2 separate regions of the Homo sapiens genome follow, and region 2 is linked to region 1. Evidence: chromatin contacts called from ENCODE Hi-C data. All regions are on one chromosome and are shown on one strand. The core of a region is the stretch at or near the end of the contact, and the rest is flanking DNA. Distances in the headings are between cores, read along the strand shown.

Region 1 (2,856 bases), core at 118-2,617:
GCAGATGACGTATTTATAACATTTCTGGCAGCTGGAAAGCTACGGAGGGAGGGTAAAGAAAGAGGAGTTGTGAGACGCAAAAGATATCATTGCCTTAAATGCTACAGCTAAAGCTGTTGAATGGCTTAGCTCCCCCTACAGGATGCCATGTAACATAGCAGCACACACTTAGAAGGTACCATTTTGTTAATCTCCTGGCCCTTCAGTTTCATCCTGTCTTGCTCTATCATAGGAGACTGCACAGTCATGGCCGACATCTTCAGCCTTCCTACACCAGAAACTTCTTCCTAGCCTTCCTAAACTTCTGCAAATAGACTCAAATATCAGGAAATCAAATGTTTTTCAAAATTAAGGAGATGAACTTCAAACATCCGGTAGTGGGAAGTTGAACTGAGAAACTGCTAATGTCTTCTTCCAATTCTAAAGTACTGTCAAAGTCAAATAAAGCATAGAGATGAATCTCTGAAATTAAGCCATTTCGTGGGGAGGAAACAATGGTAATTCAGGCCATACATGCAGACTGTCTTTAGCATGTCCCAAAAACAAAGAGGTTAGGGGTTTTATTTTTTAAAAAAGGAAACGTTACATATTGTCCTTCGCAAAAGCTCACTGGCACTAGTAAGGTCTGGGAGAGTTGGCAGGATTTGGTTGGTGACTGAAGGCAGTAGGTAAAACACAAGGGGTTGTTTCAGCAGCTCTTAGATAAATCAGGTTTCAGCAGGAAATTTCAGCAACTAGGCTTGCAGAGAATTACATTCTTAGATCAATGTCATGTGCTTGGAATGTTTTCTCCCCCTGGCTTCTCCACCCTGTTTTAGTAGGGTATAACAAGAATGCCCCAATTCATATGATTAGCTTTCACAATCATTGTCCTTCTTGCCACAGTACAAGCTGTTCACATAGTAGGCTCTGGCCTCAGCTCGTGTATGACCTATAAATAGCACCTGTGTCACCAGAGGGAAAAACTGCTGAATCAGGGACATGGGTTAGAAGGAGTGTAAATCATCTTTTGTCTGAAATACTCCTAATTGATTTTTAAAGAAAAAGTCTCAACAAGGGTGTGTGTGTGTTTATGTGTGTGTGTGTGTATCTGTGCATGTCACACACAGCTTATCAGAAAGAAATCAAGAGCAGGAGTGAATGAGCAAGACAGAAGACAATGCTCATCTTCAGCCTTCCTACACCAGAAACTTCTTCCTAGCCTTCCTATGTTGTACTATATTGCACTTAGAGAAGTGCAGTTAGAGAAGACACGAGCAAAAAAGAGCAGAATTTCTTATTCCAGAAACCTCTATCATCACAATCAGACAAACTCTTCATAATTGGGCACCCCACAGAATTACACCATAGTGCCATCTAGCTCTCACTACCAAAGCTTGACATCCTATTCCCAGCTAGGTTAAGAGGTTTAGGGTTAGTCACTGACCAGCAAAACTAAACTGATTGCCATTATTTGATAATGAAAATAAGCAAAATCCCCCAAAGAGGTTTATGTTTGGTAATAATTTATATTCAACTTATCTTATCAACATTCCAAACCAGTTTCTCAATATGAATATTAAGACTTAGATCTTTCTTGTTGAATATAGATTCAATGTTGCTCTGGGTTTTTATTAAACAAATTTCCACAAAGGTTGCACTGATTACTTCCTATCTTCTTTGGAAAGCTGTCAGCTGACAATGCTACCGGCTATAGATCTGATGTCAACAAATCACTGGTCTTGCAAATTTCCAGAGCATTTGCAAAAATCCCTAAAAAGAACAAATGGGAAAATTTCATTTTAATTCACTTATGCTGAATAGCAGGGTTGTTCATGTAGTATTTGTAGAGAGAAGGAGTGCTGGAGTCATGTAAAATAAAATAATAAACAAGTGTCACGCCTGCAGAAGATCAAAGATTCTTATTGTAGGTATGATCTAGAAGAAAGTCTAAGAACTGTATTTTGTGGTGCTTCTGAGTTGTAAATTCTTTACTAAAGTATTCAATTATGGGAAATCGTGCCTGCTTCCCACTGCTGGTGCTGGCTGGGATGGAAATACTAAATGCCAAGAAGGAAAGTACATAATGGTTTTACTCTTTCTTCTAATAAACAGTATCATGGTGGAAAGAACTTGGCCTTTGGCCTTAGAGACTTGAATTCAAACATTGAAACAAAGCACTTTCTAAGTATTTGGGATAATTAACGTCCTTGAGCCTATCAGCATTATTGCAAAAAATAGTGGAGATAATATCTGTAAAATATCAAATATTGTATCTTTTTTATAAATAGTCTTTATTTTGTGTAAATACTATTAAAACATCAAAGAGGAATATAATCATGTGCTGTCATCTTTACAGATGTCATTAGACAGTACATATTTGGATCTCTGGTAATCTTGTTATGATGTGAGTCAGTGATTTATGAGGGGCAAAATTTTCCTATCGCATTACCTATTCTCTGCATCATCTGGCTTACAAAAATAGGAGCAGTGCATCTTTGAGCAGAAATAGATGCCTGAAATAGCTGTTAAACTGTTTGAGAGTCAGTACGAGGTAAATTAACCCAAAATAGAGCTATAGCAGAAAAGAGCCAAAAAGTGTGACTGTATTTAGCTATGGCGATGATGCTCATGTGTGGGATTTCTTCTGGCTCCAGGGGAGGGAATTTGGTAGGGAATAAGCAACATCTCTACTGTATCAAGAAGACTGAGTTTCCCCACACAGCCCTTCCATTTACTAGCTGTATGGATAGAAACAAATCTACATTTTCAGAGGCTAATTCCCTTACTTGCAAAATGAGAATTATATCTTTACTACCTCGCAAGGATTGTTGTAAAACCAAAAGAGATAAAGTATCTGAAAGTCTTTTGCAAACC
Region 2 (2,752 bases), core at 77-2,576, 390 kb before region 1:
TTAGTGAATGGAAACAAGTTAACCTTAGCCAGAGTTCGGCTACGCATTCACTGAGTGCTTAAGTCCCTTTATTGTGGTAGCTGTGACTTGGTTTTAGCTCCTGTGCTACCAGAGGGATGATTGTGCAGGGAAGAGGTGGGAAGAGATGAGTAGAATGCTTTTTTGGGTCATTTTTGTGCCTAACTTATCTCCCGGAGACAGAAGCAGAAAGAGAAGTACCGTAGTATCTCTGTGTTAACGCACAAAACCCCATCATCTCTTATCAGTCACGAATCTCTCTACCAGTTCAGCTTTCTAGGCCCTTCATTAACACTCACCATCCCACAGTCCTCCCTGCAATATGGTTTTCCTGAAAGGGGAGTCCTGACAATAGTCCATGCAACCCTATGCAGTCTACAAGTTGCTTCTGAGAAGAACTTGGAGTTACAAAATCTCAGCACGTAGCAGGCTTTGTTTCTTGGGACAGTCAGTATCTCCTCCAGAACAAGCCATTTTAGGCTAACCAGAAAACAGATCTTTCTTTCTTTCTTTCCTTCCTTTTCTTTCTTTCTTTCTTTCTTTCTTTCTTTCTTTCTTTCTTTCTTTCTTTCTTTCTTTCTTTCTTTCTTTCTTTCTCTTTCTTTCTTTCTCTCTCTCTCTCTCTTTCTTTCTTTCTTTCTTTCTTTCTTTCTTTCTTTCTTTCTTTCTTTCTTTCTTTCTTTCTTTCTTTCTTTCTTGTCTTTCTTGCTGTCTTTCTTTCATCTCACTCTGTCACCCAGGCTGGAGTGCAGTGGCGCAATCTCAGCTCACTGCAACCTCCGCCTCCCAGGTTCAAGTGATGCTCCTGCTTCTGCCTCCCAAGCAGCTGGGATTACAGACGTGCGCCCCCACGCTTGGCTAATTTTTGTATTTTTAGTATAGACGAGGTTTCACCATGTTGGCCAGGTTGGTCTCGAACTCCTGACCTCAAGTGATCCACCTGCCTCAGCCTCCCAAAGTGCTGGGATTACAGGCATGAGCCACCGCCCCCAGCCAGAAAACAGATTTTCTAAAAGTGCTATTTAAGGTATTGTACATAAAATCACACATGTGTCATGAGCTGCAAAAGTGATCACCTCTGACCAAGAGAAGTGAGAAAAGAAAAGCTCAAACATGAGCCCTGAGTCTGGGAAGCCAGAATGGGAATTGTGTTTGGTTCACTGGAGAGAGGGAAAAAGAAAATAATCTTATCTGTCTCCAACAGTCCTGTCTCTCCTCAAGGCCATGCAAGTACAGATAATTCTTTTGAGCCAGTAGAACTACAGAGCCCTACGCACTCTTTTGGCTCCACAGTGGTCTGGCTGAGGCCGTCCCCCCAGTCTACTCCCCCAGCCGCATGCTTTTAAGCATGAGTGACCAGTGGGCCGGAGGTGCAGTGGTGCTGAGATTTGCAGAATATGGTGACATGCCAGTGATAATCGAAGGAAAGGACAATGTGTAGCTGAGAAACACTGACATCTGAGAAGTGTTCTACTCCAGTGACTCCCTAAATTGGTGGTTGATTGCAGTTATTCATAGCAGCACTAATTTCTTTTCTTGCCCTCTCTCCTTCTCTCTGGCCAAACAGTTTTAAAACAACATCAAAGGAATGAAAGAAAAATGCCAGAGAGCATCAACTTGAATCTCTCCACTCTAGCATGCCTAAATTTATTTCGTTTTATGTTTTTGTGTGTTCTAATCTTTTAATCTGTACAACAGATTAGTTAATGATATAAAAGGGAGCAGAATCCTTTATATAAATTTTCCAATTCAGCCAAGGTCAAGGAGATATTTTCATGCGGGTAGGGAAGTTCTGGCAATGTAGTGATGGTGTTTGTGACCTTGGCAAAGTGACCTCATCTCCATGTGCCTTGTCTGGAGTGGCTGAGCTCCGCCTTGGCCTGCAGAAAGGAATGGCCCCAACATATCTGTGGGAGTGTTGATACTAATAGTTAACTGGATACACTCTACTTTTGCTTTGTAGTGGTTAATATTTCCCCAAACTTTTCTTTCTTTAAAAAAATTCAGACCTACAGAAAAGTTACAAGAATAGCACAATGATGTTCATTTACCCTTTATCTAGATTTACTAATTGTTAACATTTTACCACATTTGCTTTTTCTCTTTCTCTCCACACACTTGCATGTTCACACAAATATTTTTTTGATAAGCCATTTAAGAATTCATTTCACAGAGAATTCAATTACTGTTACCTAAATATCTTAACACATGTCTTCTAAGAACAAGGACATTCTCCAACATAGCAACAATACAAGTATCACATTCAGGAAATCTAACATTGAAAACATAATATTATTTGATGTATAGGCCAAATTCTGATGTCTCCCAATTGTTCCAACAGTAATATTTTTAAAAATGTTTTTTCTTATTTTTCAATCCAGGATAGAATCAATAATCATTCATTCCATTAGCTGTTCTATTTGTTTAGTTTTTACAAATCTAGAACAAGGCATGGCGCCGTGGCTCATGCTTGTAATCCCAGTACTTTGGGAGGCCGAGGCGGGCGGATCACGAGGTCAAGAGATCAAGATCATCCTGGCCAATATGGTGAAACCCCATCTCTACCAAAAATACAAAAATCAGCCAGGCGTGGTGGCGGGCACCTGTAGTCCCAGCTACTCGGCAGCCTGAGGCAGGAGAATCGCTTGAATCCGGGAGGCGGAGGTCGCAGTGAAAGGAGATTGTGCCACTGCCCTCCAGCCTGGCAACAGAGCAAGATTCTGTCTCAAAAAAA

Evidence for each region. A loop is a pair of places that touch in the nucleus more often than their neighbours do. Pooled maps may share reads with other maps.
Region 2: a loop to region 1 is called in a map with no recorded cell type, with 4 times the contacts of the local background. The contact joins two enhancer-like sites. A Hi-C loop is called at or near these places in 6 of 37 single-sample maps with no recorded cell type and 4 of 50 pooled maps.

The regions. Positions count from the first base shown.
Region 1 is chr1:168,634,867-168,637,722 of GRCh38, reverse strand. No RefSeq gene overlaps it. Among named protein-coding and RNA genes, the nearest start is that of XCL1, 60 kb to the right of the region's middle. Within about 2 kb of position 1,367, at least 7 of the 41 ENCODE cell types and tissues checked have a DNase peak (open chromatin) inside an H3K27ac peak, as active enhancers do.
Region 2 is chr1:169,026,830-169,029,581 of GRCh38, reverse strand. All of the region lies in intron 3 of LINC00970 (long intergenic non-protein coding RNA 970), which reads left to right. Among named protein-coding and RNA genes, the nearest start is that of LINC00970, 59 kb to the left of the region's middle. Within about 2 kb of position 1,326, at least 4 of the 41 ENCODE cell types and tissues checked have a DNase peak (open chromatin) inside an H3K27ac peak, as active enhancers do.